Linked DNA regions of Homo sapiens: region 1 is linked to region 2. A link is a loop called in an ENCODE intact Hi-C map of the cell type or tissue named here. Cell type or tissue: psoas muscle. All regions are shown on one strand.

Region 1 (8,000 bases), 55 kb after region 2:
CAAATTTTTTTTTTTAAGTAACAGTTTTGGGAGCTGTAATAAAAAGCTTCATCATTATTCTGTATTATTAAATTGTATTATATTATCTTTATGATCCCTCTGCAAATGTGATATAAAGTCAAGTGAGTCAGTGGACTCTCTGCTGGGCTATCTTCTCAAGAAAAATACTCATCTCATTTTATACACATTCTTCACCAAAACACACAGAAAACTTGTTGGTAAAATTTGGAAACCAATGAAATCATTGCTGGTGGCAAGCAACTGCTCAAGCCAAAAGCACTAAGTGACTTCCAGCAGTGTTTCCCTCTCTTTTGAGTGCTGACTGCCTGTCCGCACCCTCATCAGTGAAAGCACCTACAACCATGCCCTTGGAAAGGGCTCACACCTTCCTAACTTCTGTGTGGTTTCTATTCCTCTCCCTCATCTCTTTGCTTTTAGGAAGCTCAGAATATAAGGGCCAATTTTTTGCCCTCAAAGTGTGGAGTGTCAGAAACATTGACCTAGAGCAGTGGTTCTCAGAGTGTGGGCCCCAGACCAGCAGCATCAGCATCACCTGGGAACGTGCTAGAAATGAACATTCTCAGTTCCTACCCCGGCTTCCTGAATCAGAAACTCTGGGGGTGAGACCCAGCAATCTGTGTTTCAGCAAGCCATTCACGTGATTCTGATGCACTAAATTAATCAAAAGGTTAAGAGTTTTTAAGGACCTCTTCCCAGAATCCTCAGTATTCAGATCTCCTTACGTGCTGATCATCTACAGAGCTAGAATTTGTAAAAGAGACCCGTCCACCAAAAAACAACCTCTCAATTCCTTGTTCCCTCCACCTGTAAAATAGAAATATTTCTAATATACGTGTTACAATGCTTAAAAAAGACCTGCACACTGTGCTCTGTAAGGGTGGTGGTAGTGGTGGTGGCTTTATCCGCTTGACCCTTACTGTGCAAAAGGCCTTTGGCAGATGGCTGAGAAATCAAACATGAAGCAGTTAGAGTGCTGGCCCTCTAGGAGAAGAGATGTAGACGCATTACAGGTACACGAGGAATTAGACTGCAAAATAACATGTGATTTATGCCCAATTACAGACATAGGAACTAAGAAGAGGAAGAGAATGGAGAGGAAACTTTGGGAAGAAAGTGGTTTTGAACTTTGGGAAGAAAGTGGTTTTTGAACTAAGCCTTAAAGCAAAGAATTTTAACTAGTGAAGTTGGGCAAAGGAAAAGGAATATTCCTGGTGGAAACTGAGCCTAGGGAATATTGGGAAGGTTAGATATTAGTGGTCACCTCTAGCATTCCTGTCACTAAGATGTTGACTACTCATATTGTACAGAGGGATCACCCTGTTTCTGGATCTAACCATTTATCACCATGTTTGCAGAAATTCATCCTTTAACCCAAACTAAGTAATTTTCTTTGGACTGCTGTGAAGTGAGTCCTTTCCAGGATTAATGATTTTATTGCTATAGAATCCATATCCCTCTTTCTTGTTTATTTTTAGATCATTGTTTTTCAAAGTCTTCTGGCCACTTGTAACAGAATAAAATGGTGGGGGTGGGGAGGACGATGATGTGCAAAAATGCAGGTTCCTGGGCCCTGACCCAGATCACTTATCTCAGTGTCTATCAGATCAAGTCAGAAGAATCTGCATAGAAACTTGGGATTCTAACATTTCTTCAAGCATGAAAGCAACTGTCCTAGAGCTGTTATTTCCTAAATTTGCTGAGCATAGAAGTCACCTAGGAGTGATTGCTTTAAAAGTGGATCCCCAGCTATTACCTTGGAGATTCTGATCCCGTGGCTCTGGAGTGGAGTGCTCCCCTACCAGGGAACAGGGATATTAATAAGCGCCTCAGAGACACCAAGAATCAGGCAAGGTTTGGAAATACAGCATATTAGAACAAATGTGAGCTTTGGGTTAGAGAGTAACATCAAGTCATAAGTCTGCCATTTACTTGCTGAATGATTTTGGCAAGTTTCTTAGCCACTCTGTCTCCAAATTACTTAGCCTGCTTGTGACAGTTTCATCAAATGCCTTTCACAAGATTGTTGTAAGCATGAATCCTCTAAACAAACGGCTTAGTATAATGTTGGCTCCCTCTCCTCCCCTTACCCTCCCCTCCCCTGAAGTTCCAGCTCCAATTCTCCTGGATGAGAAGCAGGGCAAGGACAACAGTGATGGTGAAATGCCACTGATACTCACCTCTTCTGGGGAAGGTGGCAGAATGCCAGCAGGAAGAGAAGGTGGGCTCTTGGAGCTGGCATTGCTCTTGGCTGCCCCTGGGAAGTTAAATGGGACTCCTGTCTAAGATTAAATCAACATTCAGAACTAGCCAGTTCTCTAAAAATAGCAAGACATTCTGGCTGAGTCCCAGAAAAAATAAGGTCTTATCCCGAATTACTACCCCATGCTTGCCTTAAAAGGAGGGACCTCTACTTTATTTCCGACCTCCTCAGCCAGATGATGGTAAGCCCCAAATAATTTGGCTTTCACTTAGTGAGCAGCAGAATCACTTCTGTTTCACAGACAGCCACCAAGAACACCAGGAAGAGATACCAGTGTTTAAGGTCACAAGTCCTCAGACTTTGAAGTGGGTGCATCAGTGCAGGCCATGCCTTCTGCAGACACTAGTAGGGCTCTAATTCCCATAAAAGCATACAATTCTGATTACATTTTAGCAAGCTAGTATCAGTTGTTTAAAACTTCCAAGCTTCACCAGGGGCAGAGAAGGAATAGGGAGAGCTAAGATGCCTATATTAGAAATTCAGAGAGTCACCTACAGGTGATTGTTCTGCAGAGAATCCTGGTTTTCTATCCTCATCCAGCAAACAAACTAAGATCAGATCTATTATCAGAGGGAAAATCCCCTGTGGTCAGTAAGGGGACAGTCTGAGCATCTCATCACATATATCCTTTCATAAAACTCCTAAAAATGAGACTGGCATCCCAGACATTCGGAACCTGTAATGATTCTTGTCAGAAATGATACTGATTAATACCTTTTTTTAACAAATCTACTAAAATTGTACGACGAATATTTTTGATAATATTTTTGCTTTCTCAAGTATCTTTGAATCACCCCTTACATAAAAACAATTGTCATGTTAATGAAACCCTTTAAAGTAGATCAAATATAAGGATTTCCATGTAGTAAGTAGATTCCATTGCCAGATTAATACTAATTAATATATCAATTACACATTAATTAATAATATAATACATATAATTATTAATAAGATCAATATTATGTTGATTGTATATTATTAATAGATAATGTTAATAATAGTAATAGAGATTATTTATTAAACTTCAAATATTATGCTCATGGCACACTACATAAATCTAATTCCTCCCGTTGAGGAAGCACTGTTAGTCTCACTTTACAGATGAGGAAGCTGAGGCTGAAAGAGGTTAAATAGCTTGCTCAAGTCACAGATGTCCAAGCCATGCTGTTTCTCCCTGCACCCCTCATAGCCAATAACCTTGAAGATCACATTTGTCTTACTCAGACTTCTCTCGGTCTCAACCTGTCCTTGATTTTACCCAAATCCAATAGGCTTTCTAAGGACCATTAATGAGAAATAAGCATCCTTCTATCTCTTTAATGTGTTGAGTCATTTATGTTCAAATACTGTCCTGCTCAGCAAAAGAAACTGAAAAAGAACTGTGATTGCTGTTTATGCTTTTGAGGCTACTTTTTTACTGTTACTTAAGTCTGGAACGCTTTTAAATGGTACTTGCTTCTCAGGACAAGGGAAAGGACATGTTAGTAATTTAAGGGTTTTGAGCAGTTGTCTGATCATGAGGCAGGGCTGGGGTGTGGAGTAAATCTTGTTTTCAATAACCTGTTGAGTGACATTTTATATTGCCATTGGCCCATTCTCCTAAGAAACTCAAGATATTCACATGTGTTATCTCATTAATCTTCAACCCATTCTTTGGTGGGCAGCTGGGGTTACACAACTGCTATTTACAGATAAGTAGCATGGGATTTGGTATAGGAATGAAGACAGAAAGCTGGTAATTTGGCTAATATCACCCAGCACACAATTGGCCAAGTGACACACCACATCTCCTAATTCTTTCCATTAACAGTGCCTACTAAAGTCAAAAGATTTGGGTAGATAGGAAACTAGATAAATAATCTGGAAAAAAAACCCACATCCAATTGTCATATAGATGCCCTTGCCCTATGCAAAGCACAGAGAAACGTGTCTTTATGTTCTCCATCCCAGATTTTTTTACCTACTATTTTTGTCTTGTCTGAAATATGTTGGTTTTGCCGTAGTTTGTTTTTCCAGTCTACCTTTCTCTCCATTTTCTAACCTGTTCCATGACTTTTCTTTCTTGTGTCTTAAGCTAGATGTCCAGGAAAATGGGAAGAAGGTTTAAACAAGGCTTTCATCATAGATATTCCCATTTCAAACTCTCTCTCTCGACTTTCAAAATTCTCTATTCATTCTAAAGTGATAAGAATTTAGTTACCTGGACTCATTAATTGTCAAGTAATTGGTTATTAACAATTTGTTTTTCTCCTGCAGATTTTGCAGTGAACTTTTAAGTAATCTTTTCACCCTACAAGGTTGGGCTTGGCAAAGACAAAACAATTCACACCCAAATGTTGGGGACAGTCTAATGGGATAGTTTACACTGTCTTGGCTATCTCAAATCTTTTCCCTGGAAATCTTTTTCTTTTGTATTCCTACATAAATGTATGAAGCTCAGCCTGGCTCATGAATAGCAAGTCTCTTAAAGTTGGCTCTTTCTAGTTCTTTGAACATAAAACTTGATGGTTCCTCTCATCGGTGCAAACCCTCACTCCTCACAACTCAAATGCCAAACACTTTGGAGGATCTCCATCTGACAGATGTAACTAGTTAAAATGGACATTTATTCAGCTCTTAAGTTCCCTGGTTCTATGAAAGAAATGAGACATTTTTATTTTCTTAGAGGCACAGACACACCTCCTTCCTCCTTTGACCAAGCTGCCTCCCTGCCATCAGCCCCTGATAGTGTGTTTTTGGTTGCCCACTGCCCCCAAACTTAGAGAAGGAAGGGTAGCCCCAAACTCTCACTTCTATGAAGTTCATACTTGACTATGGGAGAAAACAGTGTTTTCAGAGCAGAAGCTTACATAGCCATTGGATGGAATTGGATGAGCCATTGGATGATTCCCAAGGTCAGCCCGAAAGATTTTGACTGGGATGCTAGAGACATTTTCCTATTTTCCTAAGAAACAGTATGGTTTCTAAGCCACCTCCATCAACAACACCCCAAGCGCAGAGTTACAGAAAGGATAAAGGTACACCAAGTCAAAAACCCATAGTGTTTCCTTTTCTTCCTTCTCAACATTTTTTTTACCTTCTAAGCCTCTCTCCATGGGTTGATCCAAAACTGTGCCTCCAATCTGATTAGTTTTTTTTAAATAATTACCATTTATAAATATGATAATTAATACATTTCTACGATCCTCATTTTCCTCATCTGTAAAATCAGATAAAATGGCTACATTTCATAGAGTAGGTAGGAGTCAAGGTGCTCACATACGCAAAACACTGTAATGATTCTGTTATAGAAAACATACTTATAAAAAGTTACCTCTTATTTTTTATTACTGTGATTAAATGTTTTTAACCACCCCAGCCAGTGCTGTGAGCCTCAAACCTTTTTTGGGGGCCAACTCTTCCTTTGGCATATGTTTCCCCATTTTCTGGCAGAGAATCAGATACCACAAAGTTCAAAACCCCATCTCCCTCCAGCCAGGGTGGCCATCCAGACCCTGAGTGGCTCAACAGCTGCCAATGTCCCTCATCCTTCTGAGGCTCAGGCCTCACAGATTGTGGGGCAGGTGATGGGCTAGGGGGAGCAGAAGCCCGACAAAAGGATCCTTCCCACAGTGAACAATGGTGCTTGGAATGCTGGATGGGCAGCTGCTGCCCATCAACAAGCACCCAAAACAGATAGACGTACAGTAGGAAGTACAGGAGGGCCGGTGTGTTTCTAAGCATGAGTGGCTCTCTGCGTGAATGTGGAAAATTTCTCTGTTGGATTCTCTCTTCTTTTTAATTTTCCCTTCACTGGATCCCAAACATTAAAAAAGAATCACATTCAAAATGCACAAAAACAGCAGCAGTGAATTAATTAGTAGTAATAACAAAGGACTGGATAGACTGTAGCTGCACAAGAATAAGCCAGGGAAACGTGGTGCTGCTTATCTGTGAACAAACAGTAGGAAGGATTTGGTCCCAAGCAGCACTGCCATTCCTCACAACAGATTTATTTCAGCATGATTTGGTCGGGCGGGGGGGATTTAGGATGAGTTGAGATCCCAGTGATCTTCTCGCTAAGAGTTTCCTGCCTGGGCAAGGAGGAAAGATGCTACAAGTGGCCCACTTCTGAGATGCGGGCTGCTTCTGGATGACACTGCTTCCCGAGGCCACATGCTTCTTTATATCCCCATATGGATTACTTTGCTATGGAATGTAAGGAAGTGTGTGGTTTCGGCAAGTGCCTCCTCGCTGGCCCCAGGGTACCACCCGGAGCACAGGTTTGGTGACCTTCTTCCTCATCAGGGCTTTGTGCCAGCAAATGACTCCCTCACCAAGGAAGCAAGAGCCTCTGAATCCCATCTGGGCTCTTCCTGAACACCCCTATCTCCCCCTCTTGAGGCGTCCTCGCTCAGCCCAAGGTTTCAGGCACACTGACTGCTGTCCCACAGTCCCCGCTGTGGCCAGCCTCCCAGACCTGGCTCCTCTGGCCAGCCTGGTGAGGAAAGGCCTTTCCCCCAAAGGTTTTTCACAGAATCAGCCCTCACCCTCCTAGTTCCTTCCTCTGGTCATATTACTTCTGAAATGAGAGGTTTCTATGAACCAAACTGAATCATAATCTCTTTCAAGCCATGTGTATTGCAAGCGTTTCTCAGGGCTTGCATTGTACTGAGGCAGGTGCTGTGAGTGAGGTTCAGGAAACCATAATAAGTAGTTCATCCGGGGTCACAGTCCCCTGACTCTGCTCTGCTGTCCTTTCCACTTCACACCACAACCCTGTCACAAATGGACTCTGCAAGGCTGTTTGAAGAAACACCTTGAGATGCTAAAATAGCGATTAACTCAACTAACAGGCAAGTTCCTTTCTCCTCTGTTTCCTAAACCCCTGTGTTCCCAGCTCTGACTCCAAAGGGCTTGAACCCACACCAAGAAAGTGCTGAATCTACAGAGGGAAGCCTTGAGCAGGAGGGGAGGCTGCAGTCACCCAAGGCTCATGCCATCACCCCACGAAGAGTTTCAGAACAAGGGAGGAAGATGAAGAGGCCTCCTTCCCTCACTTAAACCCCCATTCCAGGATGGCTCTTACATCCCACACCTCTGACTCCTTGTTTTTAGGGTGAGTGTGTGTGAGAAATTACAGCTGGGACCACACTACATTTACACCTTGAGTTCTTAAACAAAACCACAAAAGAAAACCCGAGAAGATTTGACCAAAATGTGCCAAGATGCACAAGACAGGACTGTCAAATGAAACTGAGCAGCAGCAGAACAAGGACATGGGAGAGGAGGAAAGGGAGGGAAGAAGGGAGGATGCACCATGTTTGCATAGGAGATGGCAGAGGAGTGCACAGCAGCTGGTGATGAGGGGCCCCCTGCCCAAGGAGGCGACAGCACCCAGAGCACTGGGCCAAGGCTCCCCTCTGCCCTAACTGGGCTCAGTAACACCTGCAACACAAGCCTCTCACCTCTTCCAGAAACCAGACAGTTATCTAATGGCCTTTAAGGGCATAAAACCTGTATTTTTGGGGGGGTGGAAGGAACTTGGAAGAACATGGTAAATTACTAGAGATGGGACAGCTACAGAACTGAGCACAGAAACTTCTCACTTTAGATTAGTGGCCCTTCAATTGGAGATGATGTCGTTCCCCAGGGGCATTTGGCAGTGTCTAGAGACATTCTCAATTGTCACAACTCGGGGGTTCCTGGCATCTAGGGATTGGGGACCAGGGATGCTGCT
Region 2 (8,000 bases):
GCACTTGGTAAAACCCCAACCTACCATCAAAAATGACTGTGATCCACGTTCCCCCTGCAAGGCTACCTTCTTCAGGTTCAATATGTAAACTCAGGTGACGTACTGTAAGTAAGTGAAAAAAAACATTGGTTTTGAAGGTCAGATTCAAACCACTACCTTCTGCAATATTTTAAGCAATATTTAACCTGCCTCAGAATCACCAGAAAGGCTTGATTAAGCACAGGTGGTTGCACCACATCCCCAGAGTTTCTGGTTCCGTAGGTCTGGGGCAGGCCCAAGAATCTACATTTCTAACCAGGTGCTGCTGGTGTGGGAAACACATCATCAGAAGCCCCATTTTAAGGAAAATTTTGACAAATTCTTCTTATCTTAGACATTCAAAAACCCTGCACTCATCAGGACAATTCTGAATTTCTACTTCCTTTGGAAAGAGCCTCAAGGACATATTTGGGTCCTAATCAAACCCATACTGTCTCTCTCTGCTCTCTTTCCCACTCTTTAATCAGGTGGCCATATTTCCCTGTAAAGATCATCAATCATTTCCAGTCCTGGAGAGAAAAAAGGACTTCCATTAGGTTGGTGCAAAAGCAATTGCTGTTTTGCATTCCTTTTAATGGCAAAACCGCGATTACTTTTGCACCAACCTAATAGAAGCTGTTCCTATTTCAATTCTCCTGCTCAATATACTGCTTAATATACTAGTTTTCCCTCATGATCAGAATGACTTCCCAAATGAATACAAAATTATCTAGATTCTTGCCTTGCCTGCTTAGAGAGGGGGTGAAGCATGGATCATTGCTGGAATTTCCTTTTGTTTAAAAAAAAAAAAGGCAGTATAGAATTTATATACTAGGCTAGATTGGATTCTCCTGTATAGATCACCAGCTAAGCATGGGCCTTAATCTATCCCTCCATCTTTGAAGATGTTCCTGGACAAGTCTTGATGAAGGAAAGGCCAAGTTAAGGAAGCCAGCAAAAATCATGCAGCTGCTCAGTGAGGTAATAAACAAGGAAAGTGTTACCGACAGAATTATTTATAGTTTCTTTAGAAGAAACTGTGTCTAGCCCAGGACTTCCCTGTACAGTTATTCTCATGATGCACTTCACATCTGAAGGTGGTGGGGAACCACGTCACATTAGCACAACCATTTATGGCAGCCCCAGCCAGACTAGACCATCTTCCAAAGATGATTAGATACTTCTATCTAAAGAAGCCCCAAAACAAAGGCCATAAAAAGATACAGAGGATAACCAAATTCGCAGAGAAAATTGAACAGATGATTTGAGATAATACAAGCAATCTAATGATTATGACAAGTTAATCTCTTTGGGAAAGTCCGACAGCAAAATCTAAAAAGAATTACATCACATAGCCCAAAAGGAATTATAAAAGAAAGGTTATAAGTTATTATTAAAAGCTCTGCACTACAACAATAATCTTCACTGACCATTAAAAATTGAAGTATATAGTCATAACATTTCAGTATATAACCTCAGCTGTTAAACAGAAAATAAAAACAATTATTCAACATATAATTTAAACCCAAAAGCAAATACCTTAACACCTGCTCTGAAAACAGTATTTTTAACTCAATTTTTTGATTGGCAAGTTAAAAATGCATATATTTATGGTATACAACCAAAATATTACTTTAAGTTTCAATAATAGTTCTCAAGGTAACCTATTGTGTTCTTACCTATAATTCCTTCAAAACACATTCTACTGACCTGCCAAAAGTAGTACTTCAATACTCATCAGAGAGATCAGCCAGGCAGTCATTCTGTCCACTTAAATCAATACTCTTAAGATTGCTCAGACATTAAAAGCATTTTCAGTTTTGATTGGAGCAGCATAGCTTTTGTGCTTTATAAAAACAAAAAAAGCAAAAAAAAATTATCATTTTGTTTACATACGATTATTTTGCTGTTCTGAAACCTGGGAAATTAAGGAGATGAGATAAACATGGCCTTAGTGTCTTCAAATGGAGCCACCATTTTTCCAAGCTCAGGAGAAAAGGATCATCTGAGAACCTTGCATAAAATCATCCCCACTCTGCCCTCCTTGTCCCACCAACTTATTTTAAGCTGGATAAATAATAACCTCTTTCATTAACTCATTATTGAACAGAAGCTGAGTTTTAAAAAGAATTCTAGAAATTAAAATTCTAGTTCGTGATAGGGTGAAGTCTGTTTTGCTTTGCCCTGTGCTGGCGTCCAGCTTTCCCTCGTGCTGCTCTCCAGTTTGAACCCTACACTGCAGCCACACGCCGTTCTCACCGTCACTCAGACAAGCCTTCCACACATCAGCCTCTGCCTTGGCCCCTGCTGGTCCCTTCCTGGATGCCCTCAACTCTCTCCGTGGCCTCAGGAGATCCTGGCGCACCTTCGTGGTGCTGCTCAGGAGCCCCTCCTCAGCTGATTCTTTCCTCCGCCATTCCAGTGCTCACCACCTTCCCCCTGAACCTCTAACTTCCGTGCTGTAGAGCCTAGACCAGATAATGTGGCACACATAGGCCTCTTCTTCCAGACGGCACGTTCCTTGAAGAGACCCAGGAACCAGTCTTCTATTTCCACAGCCTTCCTAGTGTGAAAGTGTGAAGGTCCCACACAGCGCTCAGTACATTGGAGTGGATGAAGACATATTTGAATACCCTAAATCTGGGTTTACCTAATCTGAGATGAACAGCTTTCACTCTCATGCCTGCTCTAAGGAAAGTGCTGAGCTGCTCTCCAGCACCTCATGGCAGAGGGCATCGACAAAATCCTCTTAAAAATAGTGCCTCTGAAATTTTCTGAAAGTTTGAAAATTACAGAATTAAACACCCACATGTACTACTAAATACACGTTTAATATATATTTAATTATGTTTATGTTTATTACATATAAATATATAAATATATTTAATATATATATACATACCTACATACACACACACACATACACACACACAAAGTGTGTGTGTATGTGTGTGTGTGTGGCAGGGTCTCATTCTGTCATTTGGGCTGGAGTGCAGTGGCATGATGTCAGTTCACTGCAACCTCCATCTCCCAGGTTCAAGTGATTCTTATGCCTCAGCCTCCTGAGTAGCTGGGATTACAGGTGTGCGCCACCACACCCGGCTAATTTTTGAATTTTTTGTAGAGACAGGTTTTCACCATGATAGCCAGACTGGTCTTGAACTCCTGGCCTCAAGTGATCTCCCTGCCTCAGCCTCCCAAAGTGCTGGGATTACAGGCATGAACCACCACACCTGGCCATTTAATTTATATTTTTAAGAAAACACTGAGATTAGCAGAAGTAGTTACATCATTTCTGAAAATATAAAAGCTACAATATACTCCCCCCCTCAAAAAAAAAATCTGCAAAAACTTTGCAATAAACTCACCTTACGGGCATGTTCTGATTGAGACAGCTGGAAATCTATAATCATTTCTATTTAATTCAACACTGCAAACATTTATTGTATGCCCACTACGTGCTAAGCACTATACTAAAAGTTGGGAAAACAAACAATCTATGTACCTGCCCCCGAGTCATTACCAGATAGGGTAAGTGTGGAGGCTACTTGGATTTAAGAAAGGAATTCTAGTATTTTCAAGTGGATTCAGCAAGTGTTCCTTTTCGTTGCAAAATTCCCAAACTTTTACGTCTATTTGAAATAGAATTCAACTTATAAATATACAACTTTCAGAATACATCTACCACATAGGGAAAAGTACCCAAGCGTATTTGCTGCTTAGTCCAAAAGCATGAGATCTGACTTGCTTGTTACACAGACAAAATATACTCAGCACAGGAGAGTCTATTTTCAATCTGGCTACGTGATTTTAACATTTCTTCTTAATGCCTACTCCCAAGCTCAGAACAATAGAAATAAACATTCGCACACTGGTTTTCTTAAAACCCTACATTTGGAACTGCATCTTTTTCATGTCAATTATAAATGTAATTTTTTATTAGTCTATCCACTAATTCTTCCTAAAAATAAACTCAGACTCTCTTTATTTCTCATAACTAAAATTTTTCAACCACAGAGGAGAGCTGTGTGCATTTATTTAGTCATGTTTTTGTTCTCCTCTCTCTCTCTCCTCTCTCTGCTCTCACTCCCTCTTCCCTTCTTCCTCCCTTCCCTCTCAGCTTCTCCTTTGGGACATCGAGGGACAAAGTTGCAAGGCACTACTATAGATCTCCCATTTCTTCCTTTTGTTCACCAGAACGTTAACAAGAGATACAACACCTAGAAAACAGAGAGCAGAGACTTTTCTGGATCAAACAGTACCTTTTTTTTCTGTTTCTGTCTCCTTGTGACTCAAGGGAGAAATGATCCTTTCTTTCTAAGTGATCTTATTTCTCTCTGTCAAGAATCCGTGGACATGTTATCTGGTTAGAGCTCAGCCTGCAGCCACCACGCAGGTAACTCACTCACGTTAGACTATAACTCACCTAACTCGTTTGTGTCCCAGCCAAATGTGTACCAGAGTAAAAGTTCAGACCTGACCATGGGTAAGTTTAATGATTAACATAAGCCACTCAGGCTTTTTCCTCAGGGCTTGTTAGTAATGACCAAAGGAAAAGTGTCTTACATTTTTCTCCACTTACTGCATGTGCCCCAGATAAGAATTTTAAGTAAAAGTCCACCCAGTGAGACAAACAGGCATTCAACATTGAAAGAATTTGCCAGCAAATCAGCGATTGAACAGAGGGCTCAAGAGAAAGGACCACTAGAGGGCAGATCCCCATTCATGAACAGTCTCTCACTCTTCATCCCGAAGAGTGACTCGTAAATACCAGGTTATGGGCTGTTATTCATATACCCACTGTAGGGGTATGGGTCTAAAGAAGTACAGAAGGGAAGTAACTTGGTCCAAGTCTTGCTGAGAAAGGGTTGATTGATTCTCTTCATTTTTCTACTCCTCATCCTCCCTCTTGACCTTGCTTTTTTAACCAAGAGGAGGTCCTTGACTTGTACTCATCACCCTCCAGTCGTACCCAGACCATGGGCCTCAGTCATCGGTTGAACTGGTGGGCCTAGGAAGGTCAACAACACCTTCTTACTTGGTCCATGTCTGACTTCTCTGTTCCTGTCCCACTGCCCATTCTGATTCACATCCCCCAATTCCTGATCATGTTTGTCTACGTCTGGCGATACCTGACCAGAAGACGTCCTTATCTTCTATCCTCTCCCTTTCCTTTGAGGGAGAAGTCATTTTGGTAAAATTTGATAGCCCTGAGTCTCCACCTTCAAGGACCAGCAGTAGACCTGGAGAAGCATCTCCAGCAAAACCAGATTAAAGCCATGGAAATACGACCACAACTCTGATGACAGTAGTAAAACTATCCTCTAGAAAGTGTGGAAGTTTACATCAACTCTGCTGTATATCACAGTTTGGCAACCCGTGACAAGCTGAAAAATTTTTGTAGCCCTGAAGCTAGTGGTGTAGAGAGAGGGTGCTTGGCCAGATTGGGGCAGGTAGGGGGTCAGTCACCCCACCACCCTGCCTGCCTGCTGAACCTCTCTCAGTTTCCACTCTGGATCTCTTCCATGCAGGTCAACAAGCATCATTTGAACCACATTTGTGTGCCTGGCATGTGGGTAATGGGAAGGAGGGGGAAGACTAGTTTGGGGGTAAAGGAGATTTCAACATTATTAGTAACTTTTATTTTTATAAAAATGATATGAATCACTTAGATAATTCAAAGTTATATTTTTAAAGAGTATGACACAGTTTCTGCCTTCAAACTGCTTACCATCTGGCAGAGGAGACAGAAATATAATCAGATTATTTTATTATATTGTAGAGTCTCCTGATAAGTTTCCTAAGACTTATGTTTTATTTCTTGTTATTTCAACAAGAGGTTTCCATAAATTAGCCCCACATCTATCCTTGGCTAAAAGGCCTATAATAAATATTTATAAGTATTTTTGGCAGCCTAGCTATCAAGGCCGCATCCTAAAATCACCCCAATTTTCTTATGAGGAGACAGCCACCTCTCTACTATGGACTAAAAGAATCCTAATGACACCCAGGACTTTGGTTTCTGTGCTCTGTGTTATAGGTATTTCGTGGTGGACAATCAAGCTCTATTGTAAAAGAAATAAAGGACAATGAATCATTTCTTGCCTTGAGGCCTAAAAGGAAATGTTGTAGAACTCTAGAGAAAGTGGCTATACCACATGAAGCTTTGGGGAGCCTCCAGTATTCCTGTCATTGGGATATGTCCATGGAATATAAGCCCCTTACACTCCAAAGCCTCTTTCACATAGAAATTCTAAAGCCTTGAGCTCAAGTCTCTGAAAATGCTTCTCAGGAGGCAGGCTGAGCACCATTTCTCTGCTATTCCAAGGAGGGTAGCCATGCCCACCACAGACATTGACAACACTCTACAAGAAGTAATTCCTATGAGTGCTTATAAAATTCTCAGCACAAAAATTGTTACTCAGGCCTATGATGCAAACTCAGGGAGGTCAGGAGAGAGGGTTAATCTCTGACCCCTTTCTCTTGGATTCTAACACTGCTCTGAATTCCTGGAAAACTGTGGGGGCCCATGAGAATGCACCTTGCAGATCTCCAATTACAAGAAGCATAAAAGATCAAGGGCCTAGTTTCTTTGCCATAAAATTCATCACTGCATTTGGACCAAGGCCACGCTTCTACATGCTGCTCCCAGCCAAGGACTGAGTGTGGAAGGATAGTAAGACAGGTCCATCCAGAGGAGACACAGGACTCCTCCAACAGCAACTTTGCCTTAAAGCCTGCCTGATGACCTTGCTGAACCTTCCTAGAGTATGTGGCAACCTAGGATGCTTCCACCCCCTCTCTTTCACTGTGGTCAGACTGGCAGCTTGCCCAGTGTTCTCCAGTTCCAACCCATCTTTTCTCACAGGCACCACCTTAATAAAATCCTTGCACGTTTCATCCTGTTTCAGCATCTGCTTCTCAGAGGACCCAGACTAACACAGGAACCCTGTGGTAGGAGAACACTATTGATAGGCACTTTGGACTTTGCATTAGTGGCCCCAGGAATGGTGTCAATTGTGAAGAGTCTTTAGAAGGGTTCACAGGCTATGGATATTAAACAAAGGAAGCCAGAATAGAAGAGGAAGGACAAAATGAGCATCATCTAAGAAACTCTGAAATTAGCATGCTGGATACCTTTCATTTAACCCTCCAGACCTACTCTCTACCCTTCTCCACCCTGCTGTGTGCCCTTGGAAGGTGACCTGTGTGGGCTGCACCAATGCACTTATTGCCCACAAGTGTTTCACAAATGGAGGCCACAACCAGGAACCCAGAGGAAGGGGCAGAGAGACAAGATGTGATAAGAGTATTTTCCCCCACTTCCATCCCTACTAGATCTCAGCTTCTGACAGAGGGGCCTTTCCATATAGCACCCTCACTCTCATTCTCTCACTCTCTCTGCAGGTTCTAGTGCCCCTCCTCTCTTTATTTCTTCAGGCCTAAGGGTGGTAACAGGTCCTACTGTTCCTAGCTTGCATACACTGCACCATCCCTTCTTGCTCTTCCTGAACCTTGGCCACACCTCTTAGAAATAATTTCTTTATTAATTTTTCAGTCTACACATGCCATCTCTCTAGGTCCTAATGAGACCCTAACTAGAATAGATAAGCTCTAAGAGATAGCTAAGTTCACACATGGGTCAATGTAGAGTTCAAAGCCATCAAAATGTGGGTGCAACTATAAATATGCCCCCATGTGTATGCATAGGCTGATGATGCCAGCCAACACTGAAGTTATACACATCGTTCCCAAACAGGATGGTATGGTTCTTTTTTTTTTTTTTTATACTTTAAGTTTTAGGGTACATGTGCACAATGTGCAGGTTAGTTACATATGTATACATGTGCCATGCTGGTGTGCTGCACCATTAACTCGTCATTTAGCATTAGGTATATCTCCTAATGCTATCCCACCCCCCTTCCCCCACCCCACAACAGGCCCCAGAGTGTGATGTTCCCCTTCCTGTGTCCATGTGTTCT

Evidence for each region. Hi-C counts contacts between places; a loop is a spot of excess contacts. Peaks named below come from ENCODE experiments on the same cell type or tissue, not always from the same donor. Only the 100,000 strongest peaks of a DNase experiment are listed, where the experiment ranks them.
Region 1: a loop joins it to region 2, with 2.7 times the contacts of the local background. A loop is called at or near these places in 3 of 110 quality-filtered maps.

What each region holds. Positions count from the first base shown.
Region 1 is chr6:52,137,929-52,145,928 of GRCh38, forward strand. It overlaps MIR206 (microRNA 206), which reads left to right and starts at 6,421; the gene lies at 6,421-6,506. In psoas muscle, no CTCF peak of the experiment used is centred here; no DNase peak of the experiment used is centred here; H3K4me3 peaks cover 5,392 bases; H3K27ac peaks cover 6,410 bases.
Region 2 is chr6:52,083,154-52,091,153 of GRCh38, forward strand. It overlaps PKHD1 (PKHD1 ciliary IPT domain containing fibrocystin/polyductin), which reads right to left and starts at 4,460. Exons shown (of 67, transcript NM_138694.4): 1 at 4,281-4,460; 2 at 1,729-1,864; 3 at 25-102. The coding sequence starts at 1,780. In psoas muscle, a CTCF peak has its summit at 4,731 (motif pointing right); no DNase peak of the experiment used is centred here.